Regions from separate parts of the Mus musculus genome. Here region 2 is linked to region 1. A link is a loop called in an ENCODE intact Hi-C map of the cell type or tissue named here. Cell type or tissue: left cerebral cortex. All regions are shown on one strand.

Evidence for each region. Peaks named below come from ENCODE experiments on the same cell type or tissue, not always from the same donor. Only the 100,000 strongest peaks of a DNase experiment are listed, where the experiment ranks them.
Region 2: a loop joins it to region 1, with 3 times the contacts of the local background. A loop is called at or near these places in 16 of 42 quality-filtered maps.

The regions. Positions count from the first base shown.
Region 1 is chr17:23,566,244-23,574,243 of GRCm38, reverse strand. It overlaps a transcript of Zfp13 not described here. Among named protein-coding and RNA genes, the nearest start is that of Zfp213, 6.0 kb to the right of the region's middle. In left cerebral cortex, CTCF peaks have their summits at 1,994 (motif pointing left), 2,969, 4,050 (motif pointing left) and 7,215; DNase peaks (open chromatin) are centred at 2,951, 4,025 and 5,678.
Region 2 is chr17:23,695,358-23,703,357 of GRCm38, reverse strand. No RefSeq gene overlaps it. Among named protein-coding and RNA genes, the nearest start is that of Cldn9, 15 kb to the right of the region's middle. In left cerebral cortex, a CTCF peak has its summit at 3,027 (motif pointing right); DNase peaks (open chromatin) are centred at 3,081, 3,517 and 3,824; H3K4me3 peaks cover 1,455 bases; H3K27ac peaks cover 806 bases.

The DNA of each region.
Region 1 (8,000 bases):
GTTGGCTGTGACTTAAGCTCCTTGGGCTGTGTTCTTGGTGTATTTGAATGTATAGTGACAGGCAGGGACAGATTACATGAAAGACCCCCGAGGGGGGACCCTCACTCAAGTCTCGGGATAGATGCGGACCCCCAAGAACACACAAGAGACCAAGCTTGATGCAAATCACACGAGACTTTATTTGGGGAAAGCCAGAGCTCTGGGGACGACTCGTATCCTATGCAGGGGTAGAGGAGTCGACCCAGAAGTGAAATGGGGCCCTCCTTTTATAGGCCCTCAAGGGGGAAAAAGGGAGGGGGAAGGTAGGGGATTCCAAATCACATGTCTTTAAGCAAACAACTCAATCTAATGTGATTTCACAAGAAATAGATATGAGAGGGGTACAAGGCTGGAGTCATGTGCAGGTGCAGGGGTGATGTAAGTCTATTGCTATTGGCTGATATGTGGGGGAACTCAGGATTGGTCCTACCTGCAGTTGCTGGGGAAATTTTCCTATTTTAGCCCAACAACCAAGTCACTTGGCAGAGGGCTACAGCGGTTAGCAAATACACGAGTTCAAAGAATCAGTCAGAACACTGGCAAACATTCTCTGAAGCAGGTTATACTTTTACTTTCTTATCAATAGTGAGGTCCATGTTGGATGCCAGTCTAGGGGTTTTCATGAATGTTCATTCTGTCAGGTTCTTTCATACACAAGGGTACCTTCAGAAGAAACGGGCACCTATAACAAAGAACAAATAAGTGGTAGTGCCTCGGGTCTCTAATGTTGGGATGAAAGAAACTGATGATTTGGTGGGTGATGGGGTGCCGTGAAAGGACAGGAAGCTTGAGCCGAGTCTTAATGGTGGAGCTTCGGGGCCTCATGGGCCACTGCTTGAACACCTTGTTTACTAGTCTAGCTGTAGTCTGTGGATCATCATATGTTAGCTGAAAACATCCAATAGATGTTCCCAGTTTCTTCTGATTGCATGTGCATGGCACAGATAAGGGGGTCAGCCATTCAATGGTCACAGTTGCATTTTTTTGCTGGTATGTGCGTGCATGTGTCTGTGTGTGTTTATGTGTGTTCATGCCATCGGTCAACCTCAGATGTCATTTTTATGAGATAGAATCTCTCACTGGGACTGGAGCTTTCTGCGTGTCAGCCTTACAGACTGAGCTATTTCTCCAACCCTGAATCTCTCTGTTAATGTGGCTCACATTCTTGTGAACCATCAAAGGCTCCTTGAGGCAGAGACCCACTGTGATATTACTGTACGTCATTTAATCTCCAGTCATCTGAGTTGTGTTTGTTCAAGGTGAATGTTTCCAGTGAACGGGTAATTACAATCTTTTATGGCCTGGATCCTTACCTGTTTAAACAGCGTTCACTGAGGTGGATGGCCAATAAGAGGCACAGTCATGAAGCTATGGGACGACCTGGATGCAGAAGAACCTGGGGCCTTAGGAGTGAAGACAGCCAGGAGAGGCTGGTACCGGCCCGCCTCCCTCACGGAGTCTCCTGCAGAACTGAGAAGCACCCTGACCTGACTATGAATTTTTTTTTTTTTTTAGACAAGTTTTCCATATGTAGCTCTGGCTGTTTTAGAGCCCGATATGTAGAGCAGGCTGGGTTTTGAACTCAACAGAGATCTACCTGCCTCTGCCTCCCAAGTGCTGGGATTAGGGCATGCACCACCACCACCTGGCTAAATTTGTTTTTATGAGTTAAGTCATTTGTTTCACATATTAAAAAGAGACCGTGGGAGTGGCTCTGATGCTTTGATCAGGAACTGTGTATGAGCACTGAAGTCCTGTTCCCCAATTGGTTTTTTTTTAAGATTTATTTATTCATTTTATATATGTGAGTACACTGTAGCTCAAAGATTTGATTTATTATTATAGGTTCACTGTAGGGCTGGTGAGATGGCTCAGGGAGTGACTGCTCTTCCGAAGGTCCTGAGTTCAAATCCTAGAAAACACGTGGTGGCTCACAACCACCCGTAATGAGATCTGACGCCCCCTGCTGGTGCGTCTGAAGACAACAGTTACATATAATAATAAGTAAATCTTTGGGTCGGAGTGAATGGGAGTTGACTGGAGCAAGCAGAGGTCCATAAATTCAATTCCCAACCACCACATGAAGGCTTACAACCATCTGTACAGCTACAGTGTACTCATATACATAAAATAAATAAAATCTTTAAAAAAAAAGATCACTGTAGCTGTCTTCACATGCACCAGAAGAGGGCATCAGAGGGTTGTGAGCCACCATGTGGTTGTTGGGATTTGAACTCAGGACCTGCTCTTCTGAAGGTCCTGAGTTCAAATCCCAACCACCACATGAAGGCTTACAACCATCTGTACAGCTACAGTGTACTCATATACATAAAATAAATAAAATCTTAAAAAAAAAAAAAGATCACTGTAGCTGTCTTCACATGCACCAGAAGAGGGCATCAGAGGGTTGTGAGCCACCATGTGGTTGTTGGGATTTGAACTCAGGACCTTCAGAAGAGCAGTCAGTGCTCTTACCAGCTGAGCCATCACACCAGCCTCCCTGCTTCCCCCCCCCCCCTTTAGTTCTTGATTGATCAATAAAGATTCCAGCGACTAATGGTTGGGTGGAAGAGGCAGGACTTCCAGGTTCCCACAGGCAGGCTAGGAGAAACAGGAGGAGGAAGGGATTCATTATGCTTCAGAGGGTGAGAAAGTCACCAGCCATGTGAGATCTGGGCTGGAGTGGTCATTGGCTGCTTCCCCAGGAGGGAAATTAGAAATTCAACTAAGCTGAGGGCAGATGTGGGTGTAGAGCAAGGAGTAAAGGAAAAGCCACACCAGCTGTGGGAGGCTTAGAGGACCCCAGCCACGACCCAGACACTGGGCCATAAGGCAGGTTAAAGATGAGCTCTGTGTGTGTGTCTGAATGTGCGTGTCTTTCATCCACGGATCCAAGGGAACCAGGGCTGTGGCTGGCAGCGCCATCTGCCTGGAGCTTAAAGCAGGGTAGTAGAAGGAGACTCCAATTTAAACAGTCCAAGATGGCTAACAGCTGAAGCAGATAAAGTGTTAACTCTCGTAGACCAAAGACTGCAAAAGGCATATGTGGATAGAATTGATCCTTTTGGTCATTTTGCCTTCAACTCTTCTTTACTAAAGGGCTCATTATGCAAAGGGAAGATAGTATTATGGAATGGACTTTCTTAGCTCATAAAGTAAAAAAAAAAAAAAAAAAAAAGAAGAAGAAGAAGATATATAGAAAAGATTTCTGAATTAACTATAAAAGGTAGAATCAGACTATGCCAATTAACAGGAACAGATCCAGCTGGAATTGTTGTACCTCCTACAGATGCTGAGATCATGTCATTATGGGAGACTAATGAGGATTGACAAAAAGCTTGTAAACTTCTTGGGTGAAATTAATAACAAATATCCAAAAGCAAACCTATACAGTTTATAAAAAGAACTAATTGGATTCTACCATGTATAGTAAAAAGAACACCAATTCCAGAGGCACCAACATTTTATACTGATGCAAACAATATTAGATTATCCTGAACCTCTTAACATAATTACTGATCCTTTTTATGCAGAAAGAGTCATTTTGCATGTAGAAACTGCTGAATTTGAACCTGATAACTCAGAATTAACTTTGGTATTTATACAATCGCAGCAGGCCCTCAGAAGCAGACGCCATCCATTACGAAGCACTCATTCAATCTCATACAGGTTTGTCTGGGCAACTGCGAGGAAATGAATGATGAAATTGACCAGTTACAACTAGGAAATGTGTTAGAAGCCTCAAAATTTCATAAGAAGCATCATGCTAATGGGAAAGGTTTAAAGAAAAAAATTTCCATCACTTGGCAACAAGCCAAAGAAATAAGTTAAAACTGTCCTACATATTTTCTGTACAACCGAACTCCATTACCTGTGGGTAGTAGCCATAGGGGTACCAATAGAAATGGCTCTCTGCTAGGTTGTGTCACCGCTGTTGCTGCCCTGACACCACTGAACTGGAGCTAGTGTATCCGTGAGGTGTTTTCGAGTGGATGGAGCTGCTGCCTCCTGCTGACCTGCTAACTGAACTGCTGATCTCCAGACAACACAGATAGAAGTTGCTCCAAAGAACCTTTCATAAACAGGCCTACTCCCCGCTCACCCTCCCCCCCTGTATCCTTTCTTTTCAACTACCTCTGGTGCGTGGTGGGCTAAAATGAGGTTAAAACATTTAAGAACCATCATTAAAATTAAGGTTTGAAAAAAAATTTAAAAGTTACAAAACAGTCCCTGTCCATAGCCTCTACCTCAGTTTCTGACTTCAGTTTATTGTTCTGTTATGGAGTTTCTGCCCTGATTTCCCTCAGCAATGGAATGTGACCTGAGAAGTCTAAGCTGAAATAAACTCTTTCCTTCCTACATTGTTTCTGGTGTTTTATCACAGGAATAGACAGTGTTTAATGTGAATAGTTTGAATTTACCAAGTTGAAAAGTATTCTGGAAATGGTAATAGTCACACATCAATGCAAAGACCCCCCACCCCCCACCCCCCGTGCCTGTAGCCCTGGCTGTCCTGGAACTCACTCTGTAGACAAGACTGGCCTCTAACTCAAACACCACCTACCTCTGCCTCTTCTATTAGAGGTGTGTGTTACTCTAAGACACTTCATTTTAGTGAACTCATTTAAAGATGGGCAAGGAGGAAGAGGATGGTTCATCAGTTAAGAGCACTAGCTGCTCTTGCAAAAGACACAAGTACAGTGCCTGACCACCCACATCAGGTGCTCATCACCACCTGTGACTTTAGTCCAGGGGATCCAACGCCCACTTCTGGATCCTCAGGATACCCACACACATATCAGACACTCAACACAATCACATATACATTTTAAAAAGTCAAGATAGTAAAACGTATGTTATGTCTATCTTACCACAGTCAAAACTCTAAGACCAAGAGAACAGGCTGGATTGCCAGCCCCACTGGCTGCATAGTCTTGGACACCACACTTTACCTCTCTGCCGTGATTTTCTTTTCTGTATAGACAGCATCATACTATTGTGTGTGTGTCCGGCTCTGAGGAAAGAATCTACACAAAACGCCTGAAGAGATGCTCAGGGAATATGCTCAGGGTTCGTGGTGTGTTGTATTTGTTTCCCTCCACCTTAAAGGTGTAGGAAGACCTAACTTCAAGGTTTCTTGTTCAACACTACAAGTGTGTGCCATGGAAGTAGTGGGTATTGGGTAACTAGTGCTGCCTCACCTGTAGGCTTGGGCCATTAGGGTGAACTTTTCCTGTTTCTGTACTACACTGCTGTATCTATATGCACTGCTGTATATAGAGAGTAGTATAGTAAGACCCTGTTTCAAAACAGACCAAACAAACAAACAGAGAATATTAGGAAGACACAATATTGACCTTTGGCCTACACTCACACACACAAACACACTCACACATGCAAACACAAGTATGTTGTGTTAAAATGGTGGTTATCAGATCACACCAAGCCAGCACAGTTCCATGGGAGAGAGGTTTATTGGGGTGGGGGGAGGGGAGACAAAAGGGGTGATGAAGAAGGAAAGAGAGAAGAAGGTCAGAGGGCTCTGCCTTTTATTTAGGCCGTGATGTAACAGGATGCACCAATGGTGCAGGTGAGGGCAGGCAGGCGAATGGATTGCGGTTGCCATGGCAACAGACTGGGTCCCTGTCGCCTATGGATGACATCATCACTGGATTCAGAAGCTCACTTCTGATGCCAACATGCCTCCCTTTTCTTTATCATAAAGAGAAGAAAAAAAGCGGGGGTGGGGGGGTGGGGAGTGAGAAGCTGATGCTGAAAGGAGAGTAGGGGTATTGGATCTCTTAAACAGCTTCCTGCTGTCTAGGGGCATTGTCAATTTCAGGGTGTAGCTGACTTTCACCATCGGGGTCCACTCGGTAAATGTTCACATCATTAACAGGATCTGATTAATAGTTTGGTTAGTGTCTTAGTCAGGGTTTCTATTCCTGCACAAACATCATGATCAAGAAGTAAGTTGGGGAGGAAAGGGTTTATTCAGCTTACACTTCCATGTTGTTGTTCATCACTAAAGGAAGTCAGGACTGGAACTCAAGCAGGTCAGAAAGCAGGAGCTGATGTAGAGGCCATGGAGGGATGTTTCTTACTGGCTTGCTTCCCCTAGATTGCTCAGCTTGCTTTCTTATAGAATCCAAGACTACCAGCCCAGAGATGGTACCACCCACCATGGGCCCTACCCCCTTGATCACTAATTGAGAAAATGCCTTACAGCTGGATCTTGTGGAGGCCCTTCCCAAAGTAAAGCTCCTTTCTCTGTGATAACTCCAGCCTGTGTCAAGTAGACACACAAAACCATCCAGTACAGTTAGAATTTTTTTGTATTTGTCATTGAAGGAATGTATAAACAAGATTATTAAGGCAGGGAGCAAATAATAATGCCAGGAAAATGACTAGGAGAGGTGTTAAGAAAGGGCATATCCACTTCCATATAGGGGTTTTGAAAATCCAGGAATCAGATGCCTCATGTTCCCAGAAATTCTGCATGACCTGGATTTTATTTCTCACTATCCCAGAATGGTTGACATAGAAACAGCATTCTTCTTGGAGGAACAGGCAAAGACCACTTTCTTTAGCTGTCAGGGCATCTAGCTCCCGTCAGTTCTGAAGTACCATGGCTGCCAAAGAATAGATCTGTTTCTGGATGGTAAGCATGGTTTCAGACATTTTTTGAAAACCGGTGCTAAACTTGGAAGTGAATTTATCATATTGGTTTATGGAAGTCATTATCCCTGAAATTCCAGTACCAGCACCTATGGCTATTCTTGTAGCGACCAAGAGTGGCACAACCTGAACTGCCCACTTATGTTGAACAGCTATGATATCTATAACTGGGATTGGCAGGGGCTCATTTCCCAGGATTACTCCTGATTCAGTGCAAACTCCTGATCAGCTGGCCAGTAGGTGTGGCCTGAGTGCCACAGAGAATTGACATGTTTTGGACTGCAGGGCATTGTGGCAGAGATGAGGTGTCAAGGGTTGTGGTTCTATTGCGGTCTAGGGAGCTTAGAGTTCCTGCAGAATCTGTCCTGGAGATCTTAAAACAGTTTGCCACACCAAAGAGAGGAATAGAGGAAAGGTATGGAGTCATGGCAACATCAGAGTCAGGGCAGCTGACAGAAGGTGAGGTAAGGTTACTCTGCAGTGTCACCAGAGAGGCTGTAGGTGGCAATTGTGAGTTAGCTCCAGGGGTACGACGCATAACCAGCAATCTTTGAAGCATCTAGGCCTGGTGACATTAAGGAGTTGGTATGCCGAGGTCAAGTTCTGAAGCAAAAGGCAAAATGACAAGTTAGTGCCATTTATGAGGGGGATATCAAGGAGGTAAGGACCTCGGAGGAGTGTTGGATTACTTCGCCTACTTTTCTAATATCTAGAGGTTGGGCAATTGAGGCATATTTTCTCTGGATGTGGATAGTACTTACTGAGGACCTGGCTTGGTTTTTACAGCAGAGCTTACCAACAACTCCTGTTTCCCACCTGAGATTCCATGGGTCTTGTATATAGAAGAAGAGGTCTTGCTTGATGATAGAAGAAGTGATCGGTCCATGATCCTAACATATGTAGCTGGCAAGACCAATATGGACAGTCCCTATATTCATCTGGCCATTTTTTTTTTTTGAGACAGGGTTTCTCTATATAGCTCTGGCTGCCCTGGAACTCACTCTGTAGACCAGGCTGGCCTCGAACTCAGAAATCTGCCTGCCTCTGCCTCCCAACTGCTGGGATTAAAGGCGTGCACCACCACGCCCAGCCCCTGGCCATCTTTTACAATCATCTTTTGTCTGGTCAAAGAGAAAGCAAGCAAAGAGATCATAATATTTAGATGGGATAACAGATACAGGGATGACAGCAATTTGGATCGGTTCCTGGCATCCGGCTATGGAGCAGTTTCCTGACCCTATTTGTAAAGACTGTTTATTATCAGTGGGGGTTTCTTGAACCTC
Region 2 (8,000 bases), 130 kb before region 1:
TGGTCCATCTCCATCAAATCATGATGATTCCGCTTTCCTTTCTCCCAGTCCCTAGCTCATGCAAATCTAAAGGTCCCACCTCAGTCTACCTGCCCAGCCATTGGCCTTTGGCTCCTTATTGATTGATCAAAACCTAATTCGGAACAAAGACCTTCAGCGTTTGGACAAGCAGATTCCTGATTTGGGGGGTGGGATTAGCTCAAAGCATTAGAACCAATCCCCAACACTGATCCTTCAGCTTCTGGTTCCCCAGTGGAGGGATTATAGGCATGAGCCACCACACCAGGCTCAAAAGTATTTTTCCTTAAGATTTACAGTTATAGGCCGGGCGTGGTGGTGCACACCTTTAATCCCAGCACTCGGGAGGCAGAGGCAGGCGGATTTCTGAGTTCCAGGCCAGCCTGGTCTACAGAGTGAGTTCCAGGACAACCAGGGCTATACAGAGAAACCCTGTCTCGGAAAAAAATAAAATAAAAAAAATAAATAAAAGATTTACAGTTATGGTCAGATATCACTGAATTAATAATTTTGATATAGAATTTGCTTTCACATTCTTTGATTAATGTTTAGCTAAATTACAGATTAGATGTTTAGAATGGTCTACAGACTTGATGGTGGCAAATTAGCTATCTCAAACAATTATAAACACCAGGGACCAGGATATAGTTCAGTCACAGAGCACAGGTCTGTGGATTCAGGCTCCAGAAGCAAAATCCAAGTAAATTAAAAAAAAAAAAAATCCCCTGAATTACAAATGCCCTCTACTTGATTTCTAAATGGTAAAGGGCATAGATCCTACAAACAATACCTATATAAGCAGTTAAGGCTTATATAGGATTTTACACACACACACACACACACACACACACACACGTATGTATGTATGTATACACACACACATATATAAAATCTCCAGTTGCTCATCCTCATCTCATGTTAGCTCATGCTACTGGATGTCTTCATTTCTTCCTCTTGGAGCTCTCGTGCTACAAGGCCTCCAGGGAAGGGTTTAAAATTGAAATTAAGCCTGAACTTCAAATAATTATCTCCCTGCTCCTCCCTGTCCTCTCACTATGGCTTCCACTTCCCAAGGCTTTCTCCTTACTGGAGAATAGAAGTGTGAGCTCAAACCACCTACTCCCAGAGAGGTCAATGGAGGTGGAGTCCAGGGCTTCAAACACACTAAGAAGTACTCTATCAGAGACACAATCCCAGGCCCATCTGTATCATTAACCCTAGAACCATTCTGTTGTTACTAATTATTGGTTTTTTTGAGACAAGGTTTCTCTTATAGCCCCTGCTGTCCTGTAACTCTCTTTGTAGACCAGGCTGGCCTTGAACCCTGCCTCCCGAGTGCTGGGATTAAAAGAGTGCACCACCACTACCCCATGCTAATAATTATTCTAATAAAAGTTCCTATATTCCAATTCCAAATTTTTCTTAATTTTTAAAACCTTGTTTTACATGTGCTGAATGTTTTGCCTGAATGTATGAATGTATGTATGAACACCATGAAATGTATGAAATGTATGTATGAACACCATGAAATGTATGAATGTATGTATGAACACCATGAAATGTATGAATATATGTATGAACACCATGAAATGTATGAATGTATGTATGAACACCATGAAATGTATGAATGTATGTATGAACACCATGAAATGTATGAATGTATGTATGAACACCATGAAATGTATGAATGTATGAACACCATGAAATGTATGAAATGTATGTATGAATACCATGAACTGTATGAATGTATGTATGAACACCATGAAATGTATGAATGTATGTATGAACACCATGAGATGTATGAATGTATGTATGAACACCATGAACTGTATGAATGTATGTATGAACACCATGAAATGTATGAATGTATGTATGAACACCATGAAATGTATGAATGTATGTATGAACACCATGAAAACGTCTGGTATCCAAGGAGCCTCTTGACCCCCTAGAACTGAAGTTACAGATGAGACACTGAGACACCCAGCAGGTGTTGGGAATTGAACCTGGGTCCTCTGCAGGAGCAACAAGTGCTCTTAACCACAGAGCCATCTATCCAGTGTCCTCCAATTCCGAATTTGAAGGTATTGGCCCCTTTTTCTTTTTTCTCCTTTTGTTGTTTCATTTCATTTTTGAGCCGGATTCTTGGGCAGTTCAAGGTAGCCTCAAACTTGTTGAGTAGCTGAGGCCAGTCTTGGTGCCCTGATCCTCCTGTCTCTGCCTGCCAAGTGCTAGGGTGACAGGCTGGAGTCTCAGTTATTTATTTATCTTCTTTCTTTCTTTACCAGAAGCCCACCCATTTGTCATTCAGAATTATTGGGCATGTTAACATATATACTACACATTGCCACCAATCTCCCCATTTCCTGCCCAGGATCTCATCTAGCTCAAACTAGCCTTGAATTTGGCTATGTGGTTGATGATAACCTTGGGCTTCTTCGGATCTTTCTGCCTCCATCTCCCCCGAGTTCTGCAATTACAAAAATTACACCTGATTTGAGTGGGGCTGAGGGCTGGACTCAGAGCCTTATACAGCTAGCACTTCATCAACATAGCTGCACACCCAACCCAAAACACTGCATTTGAGTACTGGTTTTTTTTTTTTTTTTTTTTTTTTTTTTTTACATTTTGTTTATTTATTTTGTGTATGTGTGACTGTGTTCGTGCCACGGGTTCGGGGGTCAGAGGACAACTAATAGGAATTGGTTCTCTCCTTCCATTATGTGGATCTCCGGATTGAACTCAGTTCTAAGCTTGGAGGTAAGCAACTTTACCCACCTGGTAGTCAAGAAGTGGAAGTAGGAGGGCTTCGAGTGGGACAGCATCCTGAGCTGCGTATGGATACCAGCCTGGGACCCCTTGTCTCAAAACAGAAAATGGAGTGAAAATATGCATCACTTCAGCGTCACCATTGATAAACAGCAACAATTGCGGAGCTGTGACACATTTAATACTGTTGGGGCACGGCCTGGAGATTGCAACCTCTCAGAGCACCATCGGACCAGGAGAGGGAGCCCAGGGCGCGTATGCACCAGTAGCATGGCAGGACACGATGATTGGTTGGGGTGCCGAGGCAGCAAGCGCACCAGCTTGTGTTTGGCTGGAACGCGTTGCAAGCGACTGCAATTGGCCGGGAGGACCTAGCAGCCCTTGGCCCTCGCTCCAAGGCAGCGGCCGGCAGCGGGCACTGGGTCCTGGGGTGGCAGCATCGGCCAAGCTGGCGGCGCGGTGGCCCCGCTCCCGCTCGCACCCGCGGCGCGACCGCGGCCGCTTGCACTCTCGGCTTAGCCGATCTCGCGCGTCCCTGCCGCCCGCAGCGTCCCTGCCGCACCCGCCGCTGCCGGGGTTACCGCCCGGCCTGAGCTCCGGACGGCCGCTGCCCTCGGCGCTGGCCCTAGCTGAGCTGCCGCCGCTACCCGCACTCCCGCTGCGCCCGGAGTTGCTGGCGCCCTGGGGCCCCGGGGTCCACCTGGCACTGCCAGAGCTGCCGCCCGAGGTCTGCGCGCCCACGCCGCCCGCAGCCGTGCTCGCCCTGCAGGATCTGCCGCGTCTGCCCGCGCCCGCGCCGCCGCCCGCGCACTTGCCACTGCCGCCGCTGCCCGAAGCCGCGGTCGCCGCCACCCCCGGGCCGGTGGGTGCTCGCGGCCGGCCCCCGCTGCTCGCCGAGCCGCCTCCACAACCGCTGCCGCCGCTGCCCGCGCGACCCTCGCCCTTCACCCTGCTGGCGCCGCCGCACCCCCGCGAGCCCTGGCCGCTCCCAGCCTTTCCTCCGCCGCTGCCGCCGCCGCCCCCGCCGCCCTACTTCTTCCTGTCGCCGCCCTGCTGACCGCCTGGCTCCGCGGGGGCTACAAGCCGGTGAGTCCGTGCCTGGACACCGGCAGGCTCGGAAGGCCCGGCCAGAGCTCGACTGGGAATAAGACAAGAATGTCAGGACTGCAGCCAAGGCTGAGGAGAAAAAAAGTAAACCTGGCATTAAGATGAGGGATGTCAGCTGGGGCTGGCGGCACACGCCCCGTAATCCCAACTTTAGGGATAGTTAAGAAGAGGGATCACAAGTTAAAAGGTCAGCCTTTGTTACTTAGTGAGACCCTCATTCAAAGCAATTTAAAGAAAGATAAGGGACGTTTGCCCCTCCCCCACACCTCTTGTCCTGCAGCGTCCTCCCTAGGTAATTTAAGAAGTAACTCATCAAAGTACTGATAAAATGAGCTGTTGTTTTGGGACTGCAGAGCCTACCCAACACCTGCTGATGTGAAACACCCAGGTTCTGTGGATAAAAACAGAAGTTTGCCTTTTTTGTTTGTCTTGGGTTTTTAAGACAGATCTCTTTTTGTTTTTGTTCTTGTTTGGATTTTGTTGTTGTTTTTGTTTGTGTTATTGTTTTTCAAAACACGATTTCTCTGTGTAATGGCCCTGCCTGCCCTGGACTCGCTTCATAGACCAGGCTGGCCTCAAAGTCACAGAGACCAACCCGCCTTTGCTTCCCTGAGATCAGACCTTTTTTGCTATGTAGTACTAGCTGTACCTTGAACTCAGCAATTCCATTATCCTGTCAGCCTTCTGAGCGCTAGCTAGGTTAAATATTTGGGATACCACGCTGGGCTTTGAGAACAAAGGCTTCAGACTCTGCAGCTGGGGTCTGGAATGACACATTGTCCTTTATCTAGGGAGTACATGTACTGCTAAGGCCTTCTTCACTTACCTTTGGAAACTCCCAAGTCTTAGGAGTCAAACCTCCAGCTGAAATAGATCCAGGAGTCCTCCTACCCACAAATGGTGTTGATGGACAGTTGATACCGGGCCGGAGAATCACATGCAAGGACTATGAATCATCTCCAAGGGAGAAAAAGACTCTCCCTGCCTTACAGGCCCCTTACCCCACAGCTGGTTTCTGTGCAGCCAGGACACTTTAATACAAAGTTCTCTTTGTTCCACAGGTAGCCTGGGCTCAGGTAACCAAGTGGATGGCAGACCTCTTCTGCACTCAGGAGTGGTATCAGGAAACCAGCCTTGACCTTGGGGGACCTCTGAGACCCAGGTCCCATCAACAAGATCAATTAGTTTATTAGGTTCCTGTGACTGCAATAACAGATTATGCAAACTGAGCGGCCTGGGACAATAGGAATGTGTTCTCTTAACGGTGCTGGTGGCCAGGGGTCTAAACCAGGACCTGCAGTGTCCACAGCAGCCTGAGACCTGGCCTCTCTTTGCCTTTCTTTGGCAGGCCCTGGCATGTGCTAGGAAAGTGCTTCCCTTGCCTCGGCTTCTAAGGACATTGCCTTTCTTTCTTTTTTTCTGTTTTTCGAGACAGGGTTCCTCTGTATAGCTCTGGCTGTCCTGGAACTCACTTTGTAGACCAGGCTGGCCTCGAACTCAGAAATCCACCTGCCTCTGCCTCCCGAGTGCTGGGATTAAAGGTGTGCGCCACCACGCCCGGCGACATTGCCTTTCTTAAATCCAAGTTGACTTCATATTGAGCTACTCTATGGATCCTGTTTGCAAACATACTTTTATTACTAGATGTGGTAGCACACACCTTTAATCCCAGCACTTGGGAGGCAGAGACAAGTAGATCTCTGAGTTCAAGGCCAGCTGGGTCTACATAGAGTTCCAAGCCAGCCAGAACGAAAGGCAAATCAAAGATACTCATCACAGGAGGTCTCATGCCCAAGTTCCCTCACCATCCAGTGCATACAGGCTAAGCCTTCTCTGTGGTCCAGGCCGCCTTTGACCTTGGAGTCTGAAGGCGTCTGCTGCCCAGAAGCTGGATTGCAGGATTGTGCTACTAGCCCTGGTTTAGGTGTGTCTACCCTGTCTCCCCTTCTACCTTCTTCTCAGAACTTAACTGTTTTCTAGGCCATGTCCTTCACTGACCTGGGGCCTTGAGTGGTCTGCGAGCCCGCGGGCAGTAGGTGACACACTAATCCTGGGACAGAGAAAAAGTAACATAGCTGCCTTTCCTAGTGCCTGACTTTCTGCTCCCCAGTCTCCCTAGGGCCTTGCTGCCGCCCTGGCCCCACCCTATTGTCTTTCTGCCTTCCCACTCTCTTTCCTCTTGTGTAGTTCCCCTCTCCTTGCTAAGAAGTGGAGAATATCAGGTGAGATGTGAATGTATCTTTTAAAGATAAAAAGATGTGAATGTATCTTTTAAACACAACTCTTCTGGGAGGGAGCCCAGCTCTCCAAGCTTTGGAGCCATAACTACTGCTTCAGGTTGAACACTAATGGAGACCGATAATAAAGTTTTCTGGTTTTTTGTTTTGTTTTGTTTTTTGTTTGTTTCAAGACAGGGTTTCTCCGTATAGCCCTGGCTGTCCTGGAACTCACTCTGTAGACCAGGCTGGCCTCGAACTCAGAAATCTGTGCACCACCACCACCCAGCTGATGGATAATAAAGTTAATTGTTACTCAGCCCTTGCTTGTGCCCTACCCAGGTGAAACTACCTTCGCATTCTTGACAGAATGTCTTTGTCTGAGACCTCAGTGGGAATGGGAGAGGTATTGCTTTGGAAACTGCTCATCATGGCCCCATGTGGGGTAGGTAGCTCCTTTCCTTTTACAATCCAGAGCTGCACTGTAAATGGGACATCTGTGACATGTCCAGAGAAGCTCAGCGGTGGGAGCCTGGGCTGCTGCTCATGAAGACTTTCCATGCTAGGGATCCAGACCCTGGGAATGAAGCCAGAATGTAAAGTGGCTTCCCCACAAAGTCAAGTCCATACACATGTGCACGCATATGAGAGAGAGGTCTGTCCAGGAAGAGATAGGTCTTAGGGGCCTCCCCAGGTGGCTAACAGATACTCAGCAGGGGAAAGATGCCCTACCCTGCTGCGGATGGATGGGTAATCAGAGGCCTGTCTTCCTGACCTGTTGAGAGAGCAGCAGACTTAGAAATCAGGGTCTTGCCGGGCGGTGGTGGTGCACACTTTTAATCCCAGCATTTGGGAGGCAGAGGCGTATTTCTGAGTTCGAGGCCACCCTGGTCTACAGAGTGAGTTCCAGGACAGCCAGGGCTGTACAGAGACAACCTGTCTTGAAAAACCAAAAAAAAAAAAAAAAAAAGAAAGAAATCAGGATCTTGGCTTCATGTCCCTCCTGTTGCCTGTATGTATGCACAGCCTAGCTTTTTTAGGGCCTGTTTCCTCTCTGTAGGAGGTGGCTAGTGAGTTGCTGAGGGTCTAAAGTCGTTAAAGTCACTGAAGGTTCAGGAGCTACAAACTGGCTCCTCCACCAGTAAAGCCTGTGGGCTCTCGGGTTCTTAAAGAGGCCATGGAGGATGTAGCCTGAGGGCTCTTGCCTTCCCCTGTCATTAAGCCACTTTGCACTTTGAGGAAACCCACTTAGGCCCCATTCATGTAAACTGAACCCTAGTTTGAACTGCCCTCCAGAGCCTACTGGCCCCTGATAGGCCTACTCAGCCAGGACAAAGAATGCTGTTTGGTTACTCTAGATGGGGGCTGTGGGGGGAGGGGGTAGGAGGGGCACACCTCCGTTTCCTCTAGCAATTAGGACACTGGGGAAAATTTCTCACATCTGTCCTAGCCTAGGGAGATGGGGGGGGGGGGGGATTGTGGAGGACCTGTTAAAGTCTCACTGAGATGGGAACTGCTCAGGGGGGCCCTGCCTCTTCATAGCAATGGAACTGCATAAGTAAATCCAAACTTGGTTAACCTTTGATTTCCCAGGACCCAGCAGAGGTGAGAGAGACTGGGAGTTAACCTAATTGAAATCTAGGGCCACCCAAGTAGTCCCAAGGAAAGCAAAGGGCCCGGCAAGTGTAGTAAGCAGACTTTTACAACCTGACCTAGAGTCCTCCAAGAAGCAGTGCCCAGGTCTGCAGGCTTTGGGAAATTCGGGGCTTTTCCCTATATTTGCTCTTCCCAGACCTGAAAGTTAGAAACAGTGAACCCTTGATGGTATTGGGCACACTTTTAATCCCATCATTTGGGAGGCAGAGCAGGTGTGGATCTCTGTGAGTTTAA